2 separate regions of the Homo sapiens genome follow, and region 1 is linked to region 2. Evidence: chromatin loops called from intact Hi-C (ENCODE). Cell type or tissue: endothelial cell of umbilical vein. All regions are shown on one strand. Each heading gives the region's core, and the rest is flanking DNA. Links, peaks and the distances in the headings are about the cores only. Region 1 holds the start of LOC124902310 (a long non-coding RNA gene). Region 2 has its middle 14 kb from the start of LINC01451.

Region 1 (9,236 bases), core at 222-8,221, 120 kb before region 2:
TAGGTGTTGGCCAAGCCCAGACACAATCTAGGGGAAGGGAAAACCCCATCCCACTTCTCAGTATAGGTACCCTCCTTCAGGCTTTCCACAGGCCACCTCTTCCAGGCAGTCTACCCTGATTACCCCAGCCCTCCCCTAATGAGACTGAACAGTGCATGGGCCTATCAGGTTCAGTTTTCTCCACTGGGCCAGCTCCCAGCCAGGGCCTGGTGTGTGGCAACACTCGTGCCGGCCACAACCCTTACCCTAGGAGGGACCCCCACCTTGCAGGAGTAGCCGCCCAGGTAGTCCGTGCAGGTGGCCCCGTTCTGGCAGGGGCTGGGTGAGCACTCGTCCACCAGGTCCTCACAGTAGCTGCCTGTGTAGCCCGCCTGGCAGCGGCAGTGGTGCGTGTTGCCCGCGTCCACACAGAGCCCTCCATGCTGGCACAGGCGGGCAACGTCAACACCTGCGGGGGATGGGGTGGTAGACAGGTGAGGCCCAGGCCCACAGAGGACCTTGATGGGCTGGGACCCGAGCTGGGTGGGCACAGCAGGTTACCTTGTCGCTGCGCAGCCACCTCACAGGACACGCTGGGCACGTCGCAGTAAAGGCCGGTCCAGCCGCTGGGGCACTCGCAGCGGTACTGGGTGTGGGTCTGCCAGCATTTGCCGCCGTTCTTGCAGGGCGAGGAGTCACACCAGTGCACAAGGTTCTGGGGACAGATTGGGGTCAGCTGGGTGCCCGCGCCCCGGCCATTTCCCCGGTAGCTCAGAACGCACATCTGCCAAGGGGCCTACTCCAACCCAGGCTGCAACCCATTCTACAGAAGTGGAAACTGCCGCCCCTGGACTCCCCACCACCCCCACACCAGGAACAGCCTGGGCTGGGTCTCCCTCAGGGCCCTCAGCAGGTCCAGACCACCCTCGGCCTTTGCTAGAAGGAACACTTTTCCTCAATTCCCCAATTCCTGAGCTCCTGCCCCGGCTCCAGAAACCTGGGATTGAAACGAAGGTGCCTGCTGCTTCCGCATCAGGTTCCTTCACCGGCTGCTCAGATCCCCAGAAACCCTCTGCCCGGGGGTGTGGGGGTGACCCCGAGCCGACACAGTGGGACCTGGGGTGACCGTTCCCACCTCCCGCAGGTAGGCACCCACCCAGGGCCCCTCCTTCGGGCACCTCTGTGGCCGGCGCACTCACCTGGCAGTTGGGGCCAGTGTAGCCCTGGGGGCAGGTGCACCTGTAGGAGCCGCAGCCGTCCTGACAGGTGCCGCCATGCAGGCAGGGCTGTGAGTCGCACTCATTGACATCGTGCTGGCAGTAGCTGCCCGTGAAGCCGGGTGGACACAGGCAGGTGAACGAGTTGATGCCGTCCACGCAGGTGCCACCGTTGAAGCAGGAGCTGCAAGGGGGTGGGCAGGCGGGGGCTGAGTGGAGGGCATTGGTGGGTCCCCGCTCCAGCAGATTCTGCCTCGCCAGCACCTCCCCTTCTGCTCAACCCTAGGGGCCTGATGGCCAGGACAGGCCCAGGGCAGCCTGGCTGACCCAGGGAGGCCAGTGGGAACCCGGGGCCCGGCTCTCACACCACGTCACACCTCCCTCCCCTGCTTTCTTTATAAGTCAGGTCGAGAGTGGTTTTACCAAACGCGTGGGCATAGGGTGGTTAAAGTAAATGAGGGAGAAACCAGAAACCGTCCTGGTAACACGGGAGGTAATTACGTCAGAAACCAGGGACGAGACTGACGTTTACCAAATGAGCTTCCTGGCAAACACGGCAAAAAGGAAACAAGAACGGACAGAGTTCTCGTTGTCTAATAGAAGGAAGCGCACCAGTTCTTCAGGACAGACTACCGGCGCTCCTGGTGCGGGACACAGGAGGAGGTCACAATGGCCCTCTCAGGAGGGACAGGTCGGTACAATGAACAATGTCTGGACTCAATGCAGCCAGCGCTAAGTGCCCAGCCGGCCTAGGCGGACGCCTGCATGGTGTGCCAGGCTGCCAGCTACTGCGTGTGGCCCGCACCGCCCGTTCCCTTCCACGGCCTCACTCGAGCCCCGCACACCTCTCTGTGCAGTCAGGCGTGTTGTTCTCACAGTGGATCCCGCTGAAGCCTGCGGGGCAGGTGCACGTGTAGCTGTCCACGCAGTCCGTGCAGTTGGCCCCGTTGCGGCAGGGGTCACTGGCACACTCGTTGATGTCCTCCTCACAGAAAGTGCCCCGGAAGCCGGGCAGGCAGTCGCAGAAGGCCGTGTTGATGCCGTCTGTGCAGGAGCCCCCGTTGTGACACGGGTCTGGGAGAGGACGGAAGGGTGAGTGTGAGGGGCAGGCACAAACCCACACCTGCGGGAGGGGGCCGGGAAGGCTGCATGGCTGGGGACAGCCCAGCCTTTCGTTGCCGAGGCTGCGGCAAGCAGCCCTGTGACAAAGGTGTCTGGTGGGGAGCCCCAGCACCCACAGGCTGCGTCACACCCGTCTCCTGTGCTTGGGGTCTCTCTCCCCACCTGCTCCTGTCCTCAAGCTCCAGGGCAGGGGGCAGCTTTGCAGGCTTCACAGACCGAGCAGGGGAGGAGAGACAGTTCTTGCCTCTGCCTGCCAGGTGATGCCAGCAAGACCCCCGGCTTCTGCCAACCTCAACCTCTGTGAAGCAGGGCTGGGAGGCCTGAGAGCCCTGGCCTGCAGCGGGGCCCGATGAGCCAGGCGGGAGTGCAGGCCGGGCCCGAGCCATCCTCGGCTCAGTGAAGAGCCGTGGGAGGGGCTCTCGTGACTCTTCCGCGAAGTGCAGGGAGGAGCAAGCCGGCTCTGGGGCCCTCCTGAACCACCCTGGCCATCCCTCAGCACATCCCCCACACCTGACCCAACCCTCCCCGGCCACACTCCGGCCTCCCTGGGTGCTTATGGCCAGCACCATGCGCACCAACCCTGCCCGGGGGAACTGAGGCCTGAGAGCTTCCTGGAGGAGGCCAGAGCCGCGGGGCTACTCACTGGGCCGGCAGTCGTCGATGTCGGTCTCGCAGTTGCGCCCACTGTAGCCGGCCTGGCAGTGGCAGCGGTAGCCGCCGTGGGTGTTCTGGCAGGATGCGCCGTGCCGGCACGGGCTCAGAACGCACTCGTTGATGTCGACCTCACAGGTCTGCCCTGCGGGGCAGGAGGAGGCCGGTTGGTCACCAGCGGCCCCTGGCCCTCCAGGCCCTTCCCAGGCTGGCCCACCCACCTACAGTGCCTCTCCCGACCCAGGAGTAGGCTTCCGTGACCCCAGGACCATCCCCTCTCCCCTAATTTTGGCCTAAGAAGGTCACAGGAACTGGAGTTGGGAACGGTGCTCCCAGGTCAATTCCTGATTCCAGAACTTCTCCGACCAGGGCCTCCTCAGCACCCACCAGCTCCTCTTCAAAGACTCATCTAGCCTGCCTGGGAGCTGCCTGTGTCCCGCAGACATCCTGACCTCCCATCCCAGCCCTCACCGGGCCCTGGCCAGCCTCACCTTGCCAGCCCGTGGGGCAGACACAGGAGAAGCTCTCATAGTCCTCGGATTGCCTGCACTCCCCGCCGTTTCTGCAGGGGCTGGGGGCACACGGGGCCAGCACCACCTCACACGTGGCACCTGCGGGAAGGAGACACACGTGACCCCGGGAGCCTCACCCAGAGGGATCTCCCAAATCGGCCACCGCCTGCTGGTCTTTCCGCCATCAGAGTGCCGTCTGCTGGTCCCGCCGGGAGGCAAATGTGCACCGAGACCCCTGAGCGCTCCCGGCTGTGCCAGGACCCTGACCCAGGGAGGAGTGGAGCACAGATGGGGGGACGCTGAAGACAAGCTGCACAAATGTCACGCTCAGAAGCCACCCCTCATTCCCGGTTGGCAGCGGGGCACAGCCTAGGCCTCACCCCACCAGGCGTGCCCAGGAACAAGGACTGCACCAGGAGAGGCGGCCTCAGTCGGGTGGGCTCCACGACACTGCAGGGACCTGGGCCCACCCCGGACGCAAGCCCCCTCATCTCTGGGTGACGAGGAAAGGCCCTGGCCTGAGACCGAGGCCTGAAACTAATCCTGGGGCTCCGTGTCACAGGCAGCAAACGCCCATCACGGGAGGCCAACAAACAAGGGCTGCGATGGAGGGGACAGGCCCAGGCCCCCAGCACATCCTGCGTGTCGGGGCACGGGGCACGGCCTGGAGACCTCCAGGGCCACGCAGGGTGTCTGGCAAAGGCTATGTGGGAACCACGTGCACAGCCGAGGGCCTTTTTCTGCACAAGCCCATGGCCGAGCTTCCTGTTTATAGCCGTGGGGACTGCGTTATCTTCCCTGTCCCCCATTATCTCCCTGGCCTGCTGGGGCGACTTTCCAGGGCCTCTCTTCCTATTGGTTTCCACGGTGACCCGGGCAGGCAGGAACTGCGCCAGAGTTTCCGACAATTGTGCGAAAGGAAGCAGGAAGCGGGCAGATAGGAAGCGGGTCAGCACCGCCGCTCCTCCTGCCGGCCCGATCGACGTGTCTGAAAGGGACAGGGGCGCCCAGCCGTGGAGGGAGGGTCCTCACTGACTGACACAGGAGAGAAAACCCAGGTCCTTAACTTCGGTCAAAGAAAACAGCGTTCTGGCCACAGGCTGCTGGATGTCATGGGAACCGCAGGCGTGGGACCTCCAGCCCGGCTGCCTGGCCCAGGCAGGCCCTCCCTGACCAGGCCCCGTGGCAGCACCCTCTGCCCGCTCCTGGGGAGCGCCAGGACCCCGGTGCTTGTGGACTCTTCTTTGTCTTTTCTAGAGGAGATCATTTCCTGTGATCCCCTTGGCTGGGTTCATAGCAGGGGCTGGACAGTTGGGGGAACATCCCCCTCCCCGCTCAGCCCAAACAGAGGGCTCCTTGTTCCGCTCACACAAAGAGAGCCCGCCATCAAAGGAATCCCTCAGGTCCGGCTGGCGGGGGTGGGGAAGCCCGGCCCCCAGAGACCCCAGCAGGGTGGGCGCCGGGAGCACGGAGCCCAGTGACCCAGGCCCGGCCCTGCTAAGGATTCACCTGCATCTTACCTGTGTCTTGCGGCAGGCTTGCCAGGTAAAACACATGCTTGCATGAAAATTTTCTCCCAGGCATCCTGTATCTTTGCTAATCTGCCAACCCCACCCCCGGGAGAAGGCCCACATACTGCAGGGGCCTAAGGCACTCAGTGAGGCGCAGAACCTTCTGGAAGGCCCCGCCCCAAGAAAGCCACCACTTTACCCTCCAGTCACGGCTTCCCAGGCCGCCCCCACCCCTGGCCCCACCCTCTCCAGCACAGGCTCCGCCCTCTCCAGCACAGGTCCCGCCCCTCCCACATAGGCCCCGCCCCCTCCAGCACAGGCCCCACCCACCCCTCACCTGTGTAGGGCAGCAGGCAGTTGCACTTGTACCCGGCAACGTCGTCAATACACGTGCCCTGGTTCAGACATGGGTTGGACGCACACTCGTTGATGTTGGTCTGGCAGTTGGGACCTGGAGGGAAGGGGACAGCACTCGGCATGTCCAGCACTCCCAGGCACCTTGGCAGGGCCCCACAACAGCAGCCCTGGGCCTGCTCCCCACCCCAGGCCCCTCCTCATCTCCAAGAGCCAGAGGCCTGGAGCTAAGGCTTTGCCACGGGAGGGAGACACCATGCATGGTGCTGGCTGGACCTGGGTCCCGATCCTGTGTCTCCAGCTCCCCAGACTCGAGGGCGGCCCTCTGCACTGAGAAACGCGCAGCCCACTCACCGCTGAAGCCCTCCCGGCAGGTGCACACGTAGCCACTGGTCATGTCTTTGCAGGTGCCGCCGTTGACACAAGGGTTGGATTCACACTCATTGTTGTTGATGTCACAGTTGGTCCCACTCCACCCAGGGTCACAGTCGCACTTGTACCTGCAAGGGGGACCACACTGCAGGTCGAGGGAGGCCCGAGCAGCACGGCCGGGGCCTGGGCACTCCCGGGTCTGCAATGCCCTATGGGCTGGCGGAGGTGCCCATCCACTCAGACTCGCAGAGTCCTTTAGTGGGGGCAGGCTGGGCGCTGTGGCTCACACCTGTAATCCCAGCACTTTGGGAGGCGGGGGTGGCTGAGTCACTTGAGGCCAGGAGTTCAAGATCAGCCTGGCCAACATGGCGAAACTCCCCCACCCCATATATACTAAAAATACAAAAATTAGCCAGGTGTGGTGGCACATGCCTGTAATCTCAGCTACTCGGGAGGCTGAGGCAGGGGAATCACTTGAACCTGAGGGGTGGAGGTTGCAGTGAGCTGAGATCATGCCATTGCACTCCAGCCTGGACAACAGAGCAAGGCTCTGTCTCAAAATAAAGAAAAAAGTGGGGGCCGCAGCGCTTCCCATACCCAAGACTGCGGCAGGGGTTTGGTTCATTAGCGAGGGGACCATGCCAAGTGCAGGGCAGTAGGGTGCTGCGAAAAGCCCCCCACCACTTGCCCGCTGTGTGGCCCCGAACAAAGCACGTGCCTTCTCTGCGCCAAATGAGGGCAATGGGGTCCCTGCTGATTTAAATGGTCCCATCCAGGCAGAGTGCTGCCAGGCACATCATGGGCATCAGAAACACTTGCGGCTGTTACCATGGAAACGTGTTCCAGGGTCACTGTGGGCCTGTGTCCTGAGCACACCATGCAGCCCACAAGGACACGCAGCACACAGCTGCTGGGTGTGGACTGTAGTCTGACTGAGGACCCAGAGGCATGTGCGTCCCCGAGGGGAGCTCCCTGCCACCCAGCCCCGTCCGAGGCCCGTTTCTGGCCCATCTCAAGCTCTGTGCAGGTGCCACCCTCCTGGCAGCAGAGCTCCCAGGGTTTAGGACTGATGTGTCCCCATGATCGGCCCCGCCGCATACCCGTTGAGGCTGTCCCGGCAGGCCCCGTGGACGCAGGGGTTGCTGTTGCACTCATTGACCTCAGACAGGCAGGTGGGGTCGTGGTAGCCCTCGGGGCAGCGGCAGGTGAAGCCATTGATGCCGTCCTCGCAGGTGCCCCCGTTGTGGCAGGGGTTGCCCGCACACTCATCGATGTTGATGTTACACATGCTCCCTAAGGGCAGGGCGGGTCAGACTCCGAGGCCCAGCGCCCAGGGGGTCCCACCCACGTCAACCTCGATTTCCCTGTCTGTTGAGCCGGGGCGATCACCCTTCTGGCCACATCCTTCCAGGTGTCAGAAACCATCTTGGATCACAATGTGCCATGTGCCAGCCTCCCCGGGCACCAGTGCCCACTCAAGTCATCCTCCCAGGGGCCCCAGGGGCAGGGGCTACTGCAGCCCTGACTGATGAGAATCTGAGGCCCAGAGAGGCAGAGGGACCTGCTCAAAGGTGCTGGTGAGCCACAGAGGCAGAAGGTACTTAAGCCTGGCCTCAGGGCTGGCTGCTCCCTCTTGGCCTGCTGGGCCACTCTGCCAACACGGCCTGGGACAGCTCTGACCGGAGACAAGAGGGGTCGGGGGGACCCATCGTGCTGCCAGTTATAGCCCTGGTCCCGCTGCAATCTCTGCTGCAGACCACGGTCTGCCCAGGTGGGCAGCACCAAAGCCCTCACCCAACCCCTCAGCAGCCCCAGGGCAGAGTGGCTGACCTTGACCTCTGAGCACAGTGCAGTCAGCCCCCACGTGCAGGGCCGCTCACCTGTGTAGCCCGGCTCACAGGCACACTCGTAGCCATCGATCTTGTCCAGACAGGTGCCCGAGTCGCAGGGGCTGCTGGCACAGTCATCCAGGTTGATCTCGCAGTTGGGTCCTGAAGGGGTGGCACGTGTCGGTCAGTCCTCAGGCCCGCCCTGCCCACTGGCCCCCCGCCGGCCACCCGCCTGGCCGGCCACCTGTGGTCCCCTTCAGGCAGAAGCAGAGGTAGGCGTTGTCGCGGTCCTGGCAGGTGCCCCCGTGGCGGCAGGGCTGGCTGGAGCACTCGTTGATGTTGGTCTCGCAGTGGTGGCCCGTGTAGCCTGGGCGGCAGAGGCAGGTGAAGGTGGCGACGCCGTCCTTGCAGGAGCCGTAGTGGCAGGGGTCGGGGTCGCACTCATCGATGTCCACCTCGCAGTGCGTCCCCGTGTACCCTGGACCGTGGGAGGGGCGGGCACAGGAAGACTTAGGACTGGCGGCCCCCGGGACACCCATGACCAGACCTGGGGTCACCTGTGCCAACCTGAGGAGGGCTCCGAGCGTGGCATTCCCACCTACTCAGGATTGGGGCTGAGCTGTGCTCTCGGCCTCTGGACCAGGTGGCCCAGACCAAGGTGTCCATGACCTTGTCAGTTTCACTGCCCTGAGTGCCCTGTCCCGTCCCCAGTCCCTCCCCGCTGGTGGGCGCCAGCCCGCACCTTCCGTGCACACACAGGTGTAAGTGTTGGGTCCGTCCAGGCACTTGGCACCATTCTTGCAGGGGGTGCTGGCACACTCGTCCACATCGTACTGGCACAGATGCCCAGTGAAGCCTGGGGCCGGGGAGGGGAGGGGAGGGAGTCATGTGCAACAGCACTATGGCCCTTCAGGGACCCCTGGCCAGACCCCAGCAGTGAGCGCCTGGCTGGGCTCCCCAGGGCACACTCAGCCTGAGCTCAGCCAGCTCCAGCTCTCCCTGCCTCCCGCTGCCCGCTCCCCGGATCAAAGCCCCTCCCCCAGCACCACACGCCCTCGCTCCCACAGAAGGGGCCTTTTTCCCAAACCGACTGGGTTGCTATGGCTACAGTGGAGCCGGGCTGAGAATGGGGCTCCCCTCGCTCCAGTGTCTGGGACGGGTAATCTATGTCTTGGGAGCCTAGGCTTGGGCTGGCAACGCCTCCCTGGGCTCTGCGCCCCGGCCCCCAGCTCTGGGACAGATGGAAACACCTTTCACCCAGGCCCCTGAGAGTTCCTCCAAGTCCGCCCCGGGCAGCCATCATCTCCATTGCAGGCCAACCTGCCCCACGTGGTTCTCTGCATACCCTTGTCGCTGGCGTGCCGTTGGGCAGGGGACATGGCAGGACAGGGCAGGCTGGCCTCCCTCCCAGCATCGAGCCCTCAGAAAGCCAGGCTGGAGCCTCCTCCCTGTCTGGGCACTGCAGCTCCTGGTATACCCTTCTCTCCAGGCAGAAGGGGCTGCACCCAGATCAAGGAGGATCTCCTGGCCCTGGGCTCCACCGCGACCCCTGGGCAAGCTCCCACTCCCCACTGGGCCCTGCCCTTCCTTCGGGGAAGTCTGAAAACACTCCCATCCACTCATGAGGCAAAACCCTCGCTCTCCTGGGAATCTGAACACAACCAATGGCCAGGCCCCCCTCAGAAGGCC
Region 2 (16,720 bases), core at 4,933-12,932:
GGGAGCCTCCCCGGAGCTCCTGGGCAAAGCTGGTGTCTCCCCAGTCTTGCTGGGGCCAAGGCTGAGCCCCCTACAGGGAGTCCTGAGGGGCCTTCATGGGCCTGGTGGGCTCTGGGGCCGTTGGAAGCCCCTTTGTGGTGCAGAGACTGGGTGGCCTAGGTCAGCTGCATCCTTGCTGGGTGCCTCAGTTTCCCCATGTGTGAAGCAGACAATATGTCTGAAGCCAGTGGGCCTAGGAGGCTCCAGCCAGAGCCCCGTGATGGGGGACCCGCCTCTGATGCTGCTGGGCTCTCAGGGCAGCCCCGGCCGGTTCCCACCAGGCAGCTCCTGGTGTGGAGAGCGGGCACATGCCCGGGCAGCATCCTCCACAGCTGGCTGCTCAGAGGACGGGGCGCCTGCCCCACACCCACCGTGGGCTCATGCCCCTCAGGGTCAGGGTTCAGGGAGGCCCCGTGCACTCCTGGCTCTGGGCCCCTCCTCCTTTCTCCTTCCTTCTCTCCAGTGGCCCACGAAGGACCCGGGGCCACTCCTGGGACCCAGAGACCAGGCCTCGGTGCTCCCGGGGCCCTGGGTGAATGCTGGGAATGTGGGGCTCCCTATCCTGGGAACCCCAGGGCTGCCAAGGAGGCCCAAAGACTCTGGGCTCTGTGTCTGGCTCTTGGGACAGCAGGACAGCAGGGATCTCTGGGGTGGCCCAGGCCCCACACCTGACCCAGGGCCCACCACAGCCCAGATCAGTGACTCCAACAAGGAAGGAACTGCTCTGGCGAGCCTCCTCCACCCCTACAGACCCCTGCTGGCCACATGGCCAGACACCCAGCTCTGCCTCCTGTCCTGATGGAGACAGCTATTTAGCGCCAGCTGTGTGCAGCCACGCACTGCTTCAGGGGCAGAGCTGAGGGGCAGGCGTGGGAGCTGCAGCCAGGGGCCAGCCCCCGAGGGGCTGGAGGTTGGTACTCTCTGCCCCAGCTCCAGGACAGGGCCAGGGTCAGCGGCCAGGAAGGGCAGAAGCTGGGGGCTGGGCTCAAGAAGGTGGGCACTCACCTGGAGCCACTCCACACCCTCCTCCCCGGCTCAGCACTTTCTCACGCTCAGAGCTGGCACGGGGGCCAGGCCTCGCTGGGGCTTGTCCTGGCCCTGGGAAGGCGGGCGAGGCTTTCCTCTGGGCCCAGGGGCAGGGGCCGCTGCAGGTTGGGACACGTCTGGAGTGGGGGAGCCCGGTTGCAACACCGGCTGAGCAGCTGCAGGATCTCGTGGGGCTGCAGGAGGCCCAGCCCCCACTGCACATGTCCCAGCCTGCTCGGTCCCCAGAGAGGACAGGGGGCATCAGAGAGAGGCAGCTCCCAAAACTTGGACCTAGAGACCTGGGCCAAGGCCCTGTCCCTCCCTGGTCCTCCATGTTCTCCCTTTGAATTTGGGGAACCTGGTCAGAGCACCCATGTGGGATCTTGTGCGCACAGCACACACCACGCCTTGTCAGGGCCTGGGATGGTCAGCAGCATCTCAGCCTCAGCGCTACTCTCTGGAGAGTGGGATGACGGGGCCACGTCAGCTGCTGGGAGGCTCCCAGGAGGAAGCCGCACACTAGGGACTCTTGCCCAGCTGTGTGGTGGCTGTGCCTTCAGGACGTGCAGTCAGGAATTCCTAAGGGCCCCTGAGCCTGAGGACTGGGGATGGAGCCCTGTGGCCCCTGGCTCTCAGCCTCACCCAGCCCCAGGCTTTGACCTCAGAGCTGTCCACCCAGAACTGCTGGGGCTCCTCAGCCCCCTGGAGCTGGGAGCTGGGCGGAGTCACCCTCAGACGGTGCACCTGCCCCAGACCTGCTCCAGCCGCCAGCCAGTCTCTCAGAGCCAGCCGGGCCCCTCTGGCCACACAGGCCTCGACCCCTGCACGAACCCGCTGGAGGTGATGCCTCACCTGGAGGTCTCACCCGCAGACTCCTGGGATGGGCCTCTGGTTCTAAGGACAAACTGGCTCCTCCTGGGACCCACCTGCCTCAATGGGTCTATAGGGACCCAGGCTGTTGTCAGCCCCCAGGAGCAGCCAAGGCCCCCGTGCATCCTTGGCCAGTCAGATTTGTCACACTGGGATGAGAGACAGGCCAGAGGGGCCTTGGATGGCTCCCGTCCAGCCATCACCCCTGCCCACTCTGTTCCTGGGGAAACCGAGGCCCAGGGAGATACAGACCCATGGCTGGCTTCCTGAGTCACAGAACCTGGGGGAAGCGCCCGGCCTCTCCCACCTTGGTCTGCAGGCCTGCAAAGCCCTCCATCTCCCCGGCCCCTCGCCCTGGGCAGGAAGGCGGGAACGGGGACACTGGGCTCTGGGGAAGGGAACTCACAGGTTAGGAGCTCCATCTGCAGGAATCTCGTGCTGTCCTCAGAGCTGGGCAGGGTGAGAGGCAGGTCCCCTGGGAGGCAGCCCCCGACACCCAGCCACTCTCTGGCAGCCTCCCAGGCCGGCGTGGGAATGTGGCTGGCGGGAACGGGGCCTCTCCCCTGGGGAATCAGCTGCTGGGTGCTGGCCAAGAACGCTCTGATCCAAAGAGGAAGCAAAGTTCAGCTGCAGCAACTTGACCCAGGACAGCTGGGGAAAAATGGGCGGCCGGGGCAGGGGCAGAGACTGTCCAGACCAGGTTGAACTCCAGCCCCTGCCCTGGTCTGATCCTTAATCTCAGCTACAGTCTGAGCCCTGATCCGAGCTACAGATTAAGTCTTGACAGACACAGTCTGCGTGTCTACTCCAGCTATGGACTCATCCCTAATCCCAGCTACAGGCTGGCCTCTGATCCCAGTCACACACTGAACCCTCATCCCAGCCATACACCAAGTCCTTACCCCAGCCGCAGACTAACCCCTGAGGCCACCTATAGGTCGACCCCTCACCCTGGTCACAGACTGAGCCCCCATCACCAGCCCAAATTGACCCTTGATCCCAGACTAAGCTGAGCCCTGGTCAAAAGCATAGACTGACCCCTGATCCCAGCTACAAACTAAACTCTGCTCCCAGCCATAGCCTGAGCCCTGACCCAGGCACAGAATGAGTTCCCATCCCAGCCACGGGGTGACCTCTGACCTCAATCAGAGCCTGGCTTCTGATCCCAGGCACAGACTGACCCTGGCTCCAAACCAACCTTAGCCTCAGCTCTGCGGATCTCCAACTCAAACTCTGCCCAAACCCCAGACTGAGTCCATCCCGAGTGGCATTTGCCGAGGGCGAGCGCCTCCCGCCACTCTGGAAGTGACTGTCGACTCTGCTGGGCCCCATCATGCCTCCCTGGCTGCCATGTCCCCTCCTGGCCCTGCACTTTCAAGGGAACTCGGGCCAGCTGGAGCGGGTGCAGGAGGGAGGCCAGGCGCAGGCCGGAGGGCAGCTGAGGGAGCCAGGCAGGCCAGTGTGGGGCTGGGAGGCCAGGTCGCCGGCTTGCCAAGTGCCTGCTGTGTGTCAGCACGTCCCCTCCACCACCTCAACTCTTCCTAGCCAGCACCAAAAGGTGGAGAGCCAGGCTGGACGGGGCAGCAACGGCAAAGCAGACAGCAGGTGCATGGTGGCCGAGCTCCAACCATGTCCATCCAAACCCAACCTGGTTGGCCCTTGCTGGAGACAAACCCCAACCCCGTCCGGCAGATGCCCACCTGCAGGGTGGGACTGCGGGGGTGGCAGGGGCTCCTGGGTTGGTGGTGTGCCCCGGGGTGCCGGAGATGCCTCGGACCGGGAAGCCAGAGCCACGACGGGTCGGGGCAGGGGTCGGGGCAGGGCGGGGCAGGGGTGGGGGCAGGGCGGGGGCAGGGGTGGGGGCAGGGCGGGGGCAGGGGTGGGGGCAGGGCGGGGGCACCTGCACTCTCAGCCCTTGCAGCTGCCAGCCTGGGGTCTGGTGCTGGGAATCCCATGCTGGGGGAGAAGAAGCTGTTTATTGGGAGCTGAGCGATCCTCTAATCTCTGCCTTATCGCCGCCTGTTTGCCCAGTGAGAGTGCAAACACAGGGGTGGAGGTCACAGGGCTGTGGGGAGGGGCCCACACTATTTGCCTGACTTCTCCCAGTGGTGTTAAAAATAGCACAGAGCTCTGGGCTCAGAGGGGTCTACGGAGTTCCCGCCTGGCCCCTGGCTCACGGGCACCAGCTGCCAGGTGGAGGCCTGAGGTATTGACACTCCCCGGCTCTGTGTTTGGCTTCTGATAGCGGCCCAGGAGGGCGTGGCTGGAGGGGCCCTTTCTCAAGAAAAGCCCAGAGAAGTGGTGTCCAGCCCCCTGCCCTGCCCACCTCGCCGCCCCCCACACCATCCCAGCCCACACCTGGACTGGGGGCAGGGGGGACCCAGGAAGCCCAGCTGGAGCACGGGGAGGGGCTGGAGGCTGGCTCCCAGCTCCCTGCTGCTGCCAGGACTGGCTGGGGCTGGGGTAGTGAAGCCCCAGGGAGAGGCAGGCCCAGTGCCGAGTCTGAGCCCATCCAGGGAGCCCCGTGCTCTGCCCCTAGAAGGCAGCATTGCCTGGTGGTGGCGGCACCTGAAGGGTTCCATGACCTGGTGCAGCCGCGGAACTGTGGAGCCTGTTTCCCCAGCTGCAAAGACGGGTACTCATGGTTCCTACGTCCTGAGGTGTGGCAGAGATGGATGCAAAGCTCATTGCAATGCAGGCATCAGCACTGCTCCACAGCCTCCAAGCCGAGGCCCTGCCTGTCCTAGCGTGCTTCTCACGGTCATCCCCGCCTGGTGGAGGACACAGGCTGGTGCCGGCTCCTGGCACCCCGAAGAAGATCCTTTTCCTTTCTGAGTTGAATGAGATTTAATCACCCTCATTACCTGGTTTACAGTGCCTCTGGGGTGCTTCAAAGCTCTCCTGGCACCAGCAGCGTGGGGAGCCCTCCCTGCCCCCGGGAGACGGATGTTGGCTGGAAGATCCCCAGGTTCATGGAGCCACGGGGCCACCCCACAGGCTTTGGGCCCAAAGGACCTGGAGAATGGGGCAGGGAGATGATGGGTGGGCTTGGTGCCCTTGAGGCGCCTCGACGGGGCCACCAGACCGGCAGGTGCCATCACTGTATCTGCCCGGCACAGACACAGACTCGCTCCACCCCCAGGGCTGCAAGGCCAGGCAGGGTGGGCCCGGCCAAGGCGGTGATAACACAGTGGCCATCTCGGGGGTGGGCCAGCTCGGGCCAGGGCTGCGGCGCCACATGGATGGGGCCGGGGCATCTTCCTGAGCACCCCTCCACAAAAATAAAAGTAGTAAACAACATCATATTTTATGTCTGTGCTGGCATAAAGACAAATATATTCATATTATGTATTAAAGCATTTTCTTGGCCCTAAAAGTTCAGTTTTTTTCTCCTGATTTTAAAAGAAATTAAAATATTTCTGTGAGGCCCTGCAAGCCTCCCAGGTGCTGGTGTTCGGGCCTAAAGCCGGAGTCGGCCCGCAGGGGATGCCAGAGCTCAGAGATGGGGACCGAGAGAGGGGTTAGAAAAGCGTCTCAGAGCCATCGGGCCGGGAGAGAAGAGGCAGGAAGAAAGGGGGGTCGCAGAGACGGTTGTGGAGGCCAGCTGGTCCCAGCAGCCGTGCCTGTGGCCACAGCGGCCGGAGGTGGCAGCAGCTGGACGAGATCCCGCAACATCCTGGAGGCTGCGGGCGGGGCGCGTGGAAGTTGGGGGCTGCGGGCGGGGCGCGTGGAAGGTGGGGGCTGGGGCTCCGGGGAAAGTACTGCTGCTGGGGTCGGCTACGGTGGGGCCTGGGTCCAGCTTTCTGGGGACTCAGTGAGCAGGGGTGCTGAGGCCCAAGCTGGCTGCCGGGGAGATCAAGTGGCTGGCCCGAGCCCCAGGCCTCAGTTTCCCCACCTGTACAAGGGAGGGTTGGATAAGAGGGTCTCCAGAGAGGTTCCTAAAAGCCAAAGGAAGAAATTGTGGTGCTGGCGGAAAGGGGAGTGTCATCTCGGTCAAGGGGTCTTCACCCAGTATTCCAGAAAGGCGATGGGGTGAGGCAGCTCCCCCCGGCCCCACAATCACTGTGTCTTCCAGCTAGAGCTCAGCCCTCTCTCCCGGGACTCCTCCTGGGGTCTGCCTGCCCAGGGACAGACGCCGGGCCAGCTGCCAGCCGGCCCTCTGTCCCCCTACCTGTGGGCGAGCGCCTCCCCCTGCCTTCTTGCTCCCTCAGGGAAGCTGCCATCAATCAGGCCCCAGCGTTTCCTGTCACTGCGCAGGTTCCCACGGCCTCTGCCCTTGACCCCCAGCCTGGGCATGGCCCGCCCACCCTCCTTGGCCCCCAGCAGCCCCTCAAGGACGCAGGGCAGGCCCCCCGGGCCTGGTGGTAGCAACCCTGCCTCATGGACCTGCCTGTCCTGTGAACACTGGGAGAGCCACTCAGAATCCTGGCTTCGGACACCGCCCTGTGCACCTCGAGGAAGAAGCTGCAGCTGATGGCACAGGTGAGCAAGCGGGAACTCCACAGGCTCCCTGCCCTGGGTTTGCCCCTGGGGCCCTCGGCTCCTCTCCCCAGCAACCTGTGTGTCCGGGATTCCCCCGCCTCTGTCCTGTGTCCAGCTGGGGAGTGGGGCCCCGGGATGGATCGTGGGAACAGCCACGGGGCCACTGAACAAGGCTTGAGAGGGCTGGGCAGGGTGGAGGCGGCTGCACCTGTGCCTGTCTTGCTGGGGGGTCCCTGGAGACTGGGGTCCTCGCCTGGGCCCTGTGCCCACCACTCTGCACTTTGGTTTCCTGGTGGCATCAGGACCCATCACTCTGGGCCAGCCGAGGGCTATCCAGCTAGGACACCCAGGCCTGGTGGCTGCCCAAGGCCCCTGAGCCTGGGCCCGGTCAGGGCTTCCCAGCCCCTTCTCCCTTCTTGGCAAACAAAGGCCCTGCCAGCCATATGCTGCGACTCTGATTTGTTGGGCGGGGGACCTGGGGCATTGGGCACACCTCACCCCACCCACCCTGGCACAGCACAAATGCTTCTTAGCCTGCACAGTTCCTCTCTGCACCCCATAACCTCTCAAACTAAGCTGCTCCCCACAGCTGGGTCACCATCACCCCAGCTGCCCAACCGAGGCGTGTCACAGTGAAGGCCCCAGCCCTGCCTGTTGCAGGGGGGAGGGGAGGGGGGCGACGACACCACCCTGTCCCCAGCTCCACTCCCTCAGGCACCGTCTCCTCCTCACAGCCCCCACTGGTCTCCTTACTGCGGTGCCCAAGACCCATCCTGGACTGGGGTCTGGTGCTGGGAATCTCACACTGGACCCCCAACCTGGCTCCCATGGGCCTGTCCTGCCCAGCCCCAGGCTGCCCCTCAGCAGCTCTCACCCCCTAGACCCCAGACTCCTGTCTCCCCTTCCCCACTCCTCCCAGGCTGGGCTGGGTCCCGCTGTGCCCATGTCTGCCCGCATATCTGTAGGACCACTCGCTGCCTCACCCCTGCACCCCCACCTGCCGGCCACAGCCACTCCCAGCCTGCACCTGCCAGGGCTTCACAAATGACCAAGGGGAAATGAAAACACAACTCTTCTGAGTTCAGCTGTCCAAGGCAGAGGCTGGGCAGTGCCCCCTGCCCACCAGCTCCTGGAGCTGAGCCAGGGGCTCTGGGAGTGGGGGAAGGAGTCAAAGACCCCCGAGCAGAGGAGAGACTGGAGAGGGACTGGTTGGGGTGAATCGGCCTCCAGCGTCTTCCAGCAAAGCGTCTCCTCCCACCCACGCTGGCCTGCGACCATTCCCCAGACACCTGGCGCCACCCACCGGGCCAAGTGGAGGCTGCGTGTGGGAGGGCTGTAGCCCTCAATGCCCTGGGGTGCTCAGATGAGGAGGGGGCTGAGAAGGGGAGGGGCCCTAGATGGGGAGGAACAGAGAAGCCCTGTTAGACGCATGCCTTGAAGAAACTTGGTTTACACACACACACATGCTTCCATGTGCATGCACACACTGGCAGACACACGTACATACACACGCACACATGCTCACACAGATGCCCATGCTTGCACACACCCATCCACGCTCACTAATACACATGCACGCATGCTCACAAACTGATGCCCGCATGCTCACGCACAAGCACACGTGCTCACACACACATACGCATGCATGCTCACACACATATACACGTACATGCATGCTCACACGTGCACACATACACACGCACCCATACTCACACACATACATACATGCCTGCACACACACACGCATGCTCACACAGACTACCGCATGCTCGCACACGCACACATGCACACATGCTCACATACATACACGCATGCATGCTCACACATATACACACGCATGCATGCTCACACACATGCTCGCACACATACATACACACATGCTTACACACACACGCACGCATGCTCACAGACTCCCGCATGCTCACACACGTGCTAACACACGCACGTGCTCACACATACACATGCACAAATGATCACACACACACCTGCATGCATGATCACACATGCACACATATGCACCCATGCTTGCACACATGCTGACACACATACGCACGCAGGCATGGTCACACGCATACACACGCACACATGCTCTCTCACACACACACATACATGCACACACATACATGCTCACACACACGCACACATACACACACACCCATGCTCGCACACACACACGCATGCTCACACACGCACACACGCACCCATGCTCACACACACACCACACAAGCATGCTCCCACACATACACACATACATGCTCTCACACACTCTATCACACATACGACTGTTCCTGGGGCTGTGCTGCCCTCCTGTGGCTGCTGACAACTCCATGTCCAGCCCACTCAGCTGCCGGATCCCCAGGAGGGCCACCATGGATGTCTGGGGCCGAGGAGGCACACAGCCACCCGGGGCCAGGGAGCACCGAGGCCTGGGTAAGGGCAGAAGCCGCCAAGCCCCCGGTTTGCTCCACCCCTCAGTCCCCATCACAGTCTGGGCCAGGACTCAGAGCCCTGGGTTCCCCAACGAACCTGCCCCTCCAGGGAACCCAGGACCCCTTAGGACAGAGCTCCAGACCCCATCAAGGACTAAAGGAAGAAAATTAAGCACAAACAAGGTAGAAGAAATAATGAAAACACGAGTGGACAGAAATGAAGTAAAAAGTGGACAAACAACAGAGAAAATCAAGGAAAGCAAGAGTGAGTGATTCGGAAAGATCCACAGAACCCACAGATTTCCAGCTGGACGAATCAAAGGAAACAAAAAGAAGAAACCACAAATCAGCACTGTCAGAAAGGAGAGGAGGCGCCATCTCACCTCCCACAGACACCGAGAGAGTGAGTGTCAGGAAGGAGAGGAGGTGTTGTCTCACCTCCCACAGACACTGACAGAGTGAACGTGTCAGGAAGGAGAGGAGGCGCCGTCTCACCTCCCACAGACAGCAAGAGAGTGAACGTGTCAGGAAGGAGAGGAGGCGCCATCTCACCTCCCACAGACACCGACAGAGTGAGTGTCAGGAAGGAGAGGAGGTGTTGTCTCACCTCCCACAGACACTGACAGAGTGAACGTGTCAGGAAGGAGAGGAGGCGCCATCTCACCTCCCACAGACAGCAAGAGAGTGAACGTGTCAGGAAGGAGAGGAGGCACCATCTCACCTCCCACAGACACCGACAGAGTGAACGTGTCAGGAAGGAGAGGAGGCGCCGTCTCACCTCCCACAGACACCGAGAGAGTGAACGTTTAGGAACGAGAGAAGGCGCCATCTCACCTCCCACAGACAGCGAGAGAGTGAACGTGTCAGGAAGGAGAGGAGGTGTCGTCTCACCTCCCACAGACGCCGACAGAGTGAAAGTGTCAGGAAGGAGAGGAGGCGCCGTCTCACCTCCCACAGACGCCGACAGAGTGAAAGTGTCAGGAAGGAGAGGAGGCGCCGTCTCACCTCCCACAGACACCGAGAGAGTGAACGTGTCAGGAAGGAGAGGAGGCGCCATCTCACCTCCCACAGACACCGAGAGAGTGAACGTGTCAGGAAGGAGAGGAGGTGTCGTCTCAACTCCCACAGACACCGAGAGAGTGAACGTTTAGGAACGAGAGAAGGCGCCATCTCACCTCCCACAGACAGCGAGAAAGTGAACGTGTCAGGAAGGAGAGGAGGCGTCGTCTCACCTCCCACAGACACCGAGAGAGTGAACGTGTCAGGAAGGACAGGAGGCGCCATCTCACCTCCCACAGACAGCGAGAGAGTGAACGTGTCAGGAAGGAGAGGAGGCACCATCTCACCTCCCACAGACACCGACAGAGTGAACGTGTCAGGAAGGAGAGGAGGCGCTGTCTCACCTCCCACAGACACCGAGAGAGTGAACGTTTAGGAACGAGAGAAGGCGCCATCTCACCTCCCACAGACAGCGAGAGAGTGAACGTGTCAGGAAGGAGAGGAGGCGTCGTCTCACCTCCCACAGACACCGACAGAGTGAAAGTGTCAGGAAGGAGAGGAGGCGCCATCTCACCTCCCACAGACAGCGAGACAGTGAACGTCTCAAGTTTATTAACAGCTTTATGACCACAAATTTCCCAACTTAGATGACATAGAAAAATTCCTTGAAAGACACTAATTGTTGGATCTGGCAGAAGAAGTTTCATCACCAAAATGGCCCTAGATCTAGTAAAGAAATTCCATATACAACTAAAACCTTCCCACAAAGACAATTCCTGGCCCAGATGTCTTCCCTGGTGAATGCAACCAAACATTTAGGGAACAAATAATATCCATTCTACACAGACTCTTCCCAGAAATACAAGTTTCGAGGCCACCATTACCACAAGCTCAAAACCAGAAGAGATATCATGGGAAAAGGAAATTACAGGCCAACTTTCCTCACAGACATGGACACAAAATAGTTTCTAGAACACTTGCCTGAAAAGCAAATAGAGGCCGGGCGTGGTGGCCCACGCCCGTGATCCCAGCACTTTGGGAGGCCAAGGAGGGCGGATTTCTTGAGGTCAGGAGTTTGAGACCATCTTGGTCAGCATGGTGAAAACCCGTCTCTACTAAAAATACAAAAATTAGTCGGGTGGTGGGGTGCACCTGTAATCCCAGCTACTTGGGAGGCTGAGACAAGAGAGTCACTTGAACCTGGGAGGCGGAGGTTGCAGTGATCCGAGATCGTGCCATTGCACTACAGCCCAGGCAATAAAGCGAGACTTCGTCTCAAAAAAAAAAAAAAAAAAGCAAATAGAATAATTTTTTTTAAACACATAGACACAAAAGTTGTAATGAAATAAATGCAAAGTAAATCGAATTGTGCAATATATAAAGAGGATAATACATCAACACCAAGGGGAGTTTATCCCAGGAAGGCAAGGGATCCAGCTTTCTTTTTCCTTTTTTTTTTTTTTTTTGAGATGGATTCTCGCTCTGTCACCCAGGCTGGAGTGCGGTGGCAGGATCTGGGCTCACTGCAAGCTCCGCCTCCCGGGTTCACACCATTCTCCTGCCTCAGCGTCTTGAGTAGCTGGGACTACAGGCACCAACCACCACACCCGGCTAATTTTTTTGTATTTTTAGTAGAAACAGGGTTTCACCGTGTTAGCCAGGATGGTCTCAATCTCCTGACTTTGTGTCCGCCTACCTCGGCCTCCCAAAGTGCTGAGATTACAGGTGTGAGCCACTGTGCCTGGCCCCTTTTTTTTTTTTTTTTTTTTTGAGATGGAATCTTGCTCTGTCACCCAGGCTGGAGTACAGTGGTGCGATTCTGGCTCACTGCAACCCAGCAGCCTCCGCCTCCCAGGTTCAAGTGATTCTCCCGCCTCAGCCTGCCAAGTAGCTGGGATCACAGGTGCGCGCCACCACGCTCGGCTAATTTTTGTATTTTTAGTAGAGACAGGGTTTCACCATATTGGCCAAGCTGGTCTCAAACCCCTGACCTCGTGATCCACCCACCTCAGCCTCCCAAAGTGCTGGGATTACAGGCGTGAGCCACTGTGCCCGGCCAGGATTCAGCTTTCTAAAGTCAATCAGCATAATTTACCATGTCCAGCTAACTAACAGACAGAGAGGGACTCCCTAAAAGAAGAGCTGTTTATTTGGGACTAGCAAGCTGCAAAGGGAATGCTTGGCCTCTGTAAACTACGTGCATATTCCTGTAGGGAAAGGAAGAGGAGGGTTTCTAAGGGAAAATGGGGAGAATCATGTTGTTTTGAAAATTATCCTTGGCTACAAATACCAACAGCTGGGGTGAGGCCAGTCAGAGGTTGGACAGGCGGTGGCTGAGCAGACGTCCTTGGAGAAGCATTGTTTGGGTCTCAAGGCCTTCGTGCAGGGCTGTGGTGCCCATAGTCTTTTTCCTCAGGCACAGGCATGACACATCTCTTCAGGACCTCGCCCAGCTCTGTTTGTCACGGTTTGGTGGTGGTGGTGGTGGTGTTTTATTGGTTATTGAGATGCCGTTTTGCTCTCGTTGCCCAGTCTGGAGTGCAGTGGTGCGATCTCGGCTCACTGCAGCCTCTGCCTCCCGGGTTCAAGCGGTTCTCCTGCCTCAGCCTCCCGAGTAGCTGGAATTACAGGCACATGCCACCACACCAGGCTAATTTTTGTATTTTTAGTAGAGACGGGGTTTCACCGTGTCGGTCAGGCTGGTCTGGAACTCCTGACCTCCGGTGATCCTCCTGCCTCAGCCTCCCAAAGTGCTGGGATTACAGGCATGAGCCACCGTGCCCAGCCTGTTGTTGTTTTAACACCAGTGACCTTATATTTATTCTGACAACTTTCACATTCATGTTAACAGAATAAGAAAAAAATCCATGTAATCCCCTCAGGCAAAATCATGACAAAATGCGTCATCGTTCGTGGTGCAAACTCTCAGCAAACCAGCAATGGAAGGGAGCCAACTACACCGACAAGACCATCTATCCAAACCCATCGCTGAAGCCATGGCTGATGGTGAAACACAGAAGGCCCCGGCCGAGGTGGGGAGCAGGGCCGGGGGCTTCTCTCGCCACCTCCCTCTGCGCCGTGCAGGAAGTCCCGGGGCAATAGGGCAGGAAAAGGAAAGGAAGACATACATGATCCGACATGTAGAAAATCCTTTTAAGGCCGGGTGTCGTGGCTCACGTAATCCCAGCACTTTGGGAGCCCAGGAGTTGGAGACCAGCCTGGGCAACACAGCAAGACCCTGTCTCTATAAAAAAATTTTTGAAAATTAGCTGGGCATGGTGGCACGCACCTATAGTCCCAGCTACTCAGGAGGCTGAGACAGGAGGATTTCTTGAGTCTGAGAGGTTGAGACCAGCCTGGGCAACATGGCGAAATCCTGTCTCTACTAAAAATACAAAAATTAGCCAGGCATGGCGGCACATGCCTGTAATCCCTGTTACTTGGGAGCGGAAGGCTGAGGTGGGAGGATCACATGAACCTGGGAGGTGAAGGCTGCAGTGAGCCGAGATTGTGCCACTGCATTCCAGCCTGGGCAACAGGCTGTCTCAAAAAAAAAAAAGAAAGAAAGAAAGAAAAAAATTGAACCTTAACTTTATTTCACTCTGCACAAAAATGAAATCAAGATGAGTCACATAGACTTAAACATAAAATCCAAGACCTTCTGGAAGAAGACGAGGGACAATCGTCACAATTTGGGGTAGGCAAAGACTTCTTTCAGGTCACAGAAACACCAGACATACAAGAAAAGAAATTGATAGCAAAGTAGATTTTTATCAAAATCAATTTTTTTTTGCTGATCAAAAGATACCATGAAGAAAATGAATAGGCAATCCAGAGACTGGGAAAAATATTCATTGTAGATATCTCTGACAAAAGATTTGCATTCATGGCTGGGTGCAGTGGCTCACAACTGTGATCCCAGGAGCTTCGGAGGCCGAAGTGGGTGGATCAGCTGGGCTCAGGAGTTCAAGACCAGCCTGGCCAACATGGTGAAACCTCGTCTCTACTAAAAATACAAAAATTAGCTTGGTGTGGTAGTGGGCCCTCTAATCCCAGCTACTTGGGAGGCTGAGGCAGGAGAATCGCTTGAACCCAGGAGACGGAGGTTGCAGTAAGCCAAAATCATGCCACTGCACTTCAGCCTCGGCAATAGAGTGAAACCCTGCCTCAAAAAAAAAAAAAAAGATATTACACAAATGGCCAATAAACATAGAAAGGTGGGGGTCAGGTGCGGTGGCTCACACCTGTAATCCCAGCACTTTGGGAGGCTGAGGCAGGCTGATCACCTGAGGTCAGGAGTTCAAGACCAGCCTGGCCAACATGGTAAAACCCTGTCTCTACTGAAAATACAAAAATTAGCTGGATGTGGTGGTGCATACCTGTAATCCCAGCTACTTGGGAGACTGAGGCAGGAGAATCACTTGAACCAGGGAGGCAGAAGTTGCAGTGAGCCAAGATCTTGCCACTGCACTCCAGCCTGGGTGACCGAGTGAGACTCCAACTCAAAACTAAATAAATAAAAAATAAAAATAAAAAAACACAGAAAAGTGCTCAACATCTGTAGAACCAGAGAAATGCAAATTAAAATTACAGTGAGATGCAGCCGGGCGCAGTGGGAGGCCGAAGCAGGCGGATCATGAGGTCAAGAGATCGAGACCATCCTGGCCAACATGGTGAAACCCATCTCTAAAAATACAAAAATTAGCCGGGTGTGGTGGTGCGTGCTTGTAGTCCCAGCTACTAGGGAGGCTGAAGCAGGAGAATCGCTTGAACCCAGGAGGTTCCCAGGTTGAACCCAGCCTGGCAAAAGAGCAAGACTCCATCTCAAAAAAAAAAAAAAAAAGAAAAATTACAGAGAGTTGCCGGTACATACCAGTTCATCAATGGTAGCAAACACATCTCACGAATGTAAGACGTTAAATAATCAGAGAAACTGTGTGCAGGCTGTATGGAACTGTCACGAGACAACATTGCAACAAATTCAACTTAAAAATCTTAATTGGCTTTCATTCACAATTCTGAAATTGGCTTAGAACCAGGACAAATTCAGACCTGGAGCTGCACAACGTTCATGGAAACGGAAGTGATGCGCAGAGGCAGTTTTGGTGGTGGCCGCTGGGCACTTTGCCTTGAAATCAGCGGCCACTGGCAACTGACAGCTGGCAGCTGCGGTGACCTGGACCCAGTCCCTGTGACAAGAGGCCAGCCTTCTGTGGCCTTCAGGCCATGCCAGGCTGCAGTTTGCTGTATGGACTCATGCCCCAGGCCTCCTCGGTGAAAACTTAACAGGACTCTCGGGTTCATTTTGAAACCTTTATGTAAGTCTTAGCCGGGCACGGTGGCTCATGCCTGTAATCCCAGCACTTTGGGAGGCTGAGGCAGGTGGATCATGACGTCAGGAGTTTGAGACTAGCCTGACCAACATGGTGAAACCCCGTCTCTACTAAAAGTACAAAAACTGGAGGCCGGGCACAGTGGCACATGCTTGTAATCCCAGCTACTCGGGAGGCTGAGGCAGGAGAATCACTTGAACCCAGGAGATGGAGGTTGCAGTGAGCTGAGATCGCGCCATTGTACTCCAGCCTGGGCAACAGAGCAAGACTCCATCTCAGGAAAAAAAAAAAGAAGAGAAACCTTTATGTAAGTCTAAATCTATTCTGAAATTAAAAGTTGATGTAAAAATCTTTAAAACGTAGGCTGCAGTCACATGGGGGGAAGCCAGAGGAGGGGGAAGATGAGTGAAGCCCAGCTCTGCTCCTGGGAGCTGAAAGCACAGGTGTCAAAACACCAGCCGGGAGTGCGGCAGTGCAAGGCCTGGCCCTGCCTTCCCCAAGTGCTCAGGACAGAATTTTCCATCTGTTTTATTTTTTAAATTTTTATTGATTGATTCATTCATTCATTTATTGAGATGAAATCTCGCCCTGTCGCCCAGGCTGGAGTGCAATGGCATGATCTCGGCTCACTGCAACCTCCACCTCCCGGGTTCAAGCAATTCTCCTGCCTCAGCCTCCCAAATAGCTGGGATTACAGGGGCCTGCCACCACACCTGGCTAATTTTTTTGTATCTTTAGTAGAGACGGGGTTTCACCATGTTGGCCAGGCTGGTCTCGAACTCCTGACCTCAGGTGATCTGCCCGCCTCAGCCTCCCAAAGCACTGGGATTACAGGTGTGAGCCATCGTGCTGGGCCCATTTATTTATTTATTTATTTGAGACAGAGTCTCGTTCTCTCTCCCAGGCCGGAATGCAGTGGCGCAATCTTGGCTCACTGCAACCTCTGCCTTCTGGGTTCAAGCGATTCTTCTGCCTCAGCCTCCCGAGTAGCTGGGATTACAGGCACCCGCCACCACGCCCAGCTAATTTTTTGTATTTTTAGTAGAGATGGGGTTTCACCATGTTGGCCAGACTGGTCTTGAACTCCTGACCTCAGGTGATCTGCCCACCTCAGCCTCCCAAAGCACTAGGATTACAGGTGTGAGCCACCACACTGGGCTTATTTATTTATTTATTTTATATATATATATATATTTTTTTTTTTTTTTGAGGCGGAGTCTCGCTCTGTCACCCAGGCTGGAGTGCAGTGGCATGATCTTGGCTCACTGCAACCTCCATGTCTGGGTTCAAGCAATTCTCTGCCTCAGACTCTCGAATAGCTAGGATTACAGGTGGCCACCATCACTCCCAGCTAATTTTTTGTATTTTTAGTAGAGACGGGGTTTCACCACGTTGGCCAGGCTGGTCTTGAACTCCTGACCTCAGGTGATCCGCCCGCCTCAGCCTCCCAAAGTGCTGGGATTGCAGGTGTGAGCCACCCGCCTGGGCCATTTATTTATTGTTTGAGGAACTGCTATATTGCTTCCCACAGTGGCTACATCG

What was found. Peaks named below come from ENCODE experiments on the same cell type or tissue, not always from the same donor. Only the 100,000 strongest peaks of a DNase experiment are listed, where the experiment ranks them.
Region 1: a loop joins it to region 2, with 6 times the contacts of the local background. A loop is called at or near these places in 3 of 110 quality-filtered maps.

Annotation. Positions count from the first base shown.
Region 1 is chr9:136,507,692-136,516,927 of GRCh38, forward strand. It overlaps NOTCH1 (notch receptor 1), which reads right to left. Exons shown (of 34, transcript NM_017617.5): 10 at 8,290-8,403; 11 at 7,792-8,025; 12 at 7,599-7,709; 13 at 6,819-7,011; 14 at 5,701-5,846; 15 at 5,330-5,443; 16 at 3,461-3,580; 17 at 2,962-3,114; 18 at 2,042-2,270; 19 at 1,179-1,380; 20 at 541-694; 21 at 264-448. It overlaps LOC124902310 (a long non-coding RNA gene), which reads left to right and starts at 1,782. Exons shown (of 3, transcript XR_007061865.1): 1 at 1,782-2,288. In endothelial cell of umbilical vein, for the core only: no CTCF peak of the experiment used is centred there; DNase peaks (open chromatin) are centred at 4,460 and 5,100; H3K27ac peaks cover 3,333 bases.
Region 2 is chr9:136,622,869-136,639,588 of GRCh38, forward strand. No RefSeq gene overlaps it. Among named protein-coding and RNA genes, the nearest start is that of LINC01451, 14 kb to the left of the region's middle. RefSeq lists enhancers at 6,835-7,366, 7,597-7,716, 7,899-8,430, 8,431-8,962. In endothelial cell of umbilical vein, for the core only: CTCF peaks have their summits at 7,729 (motif pointing left) and 8,738 (motif pointing left); DNase peaks (open chromatin) are centred at 7,713 and 8,713.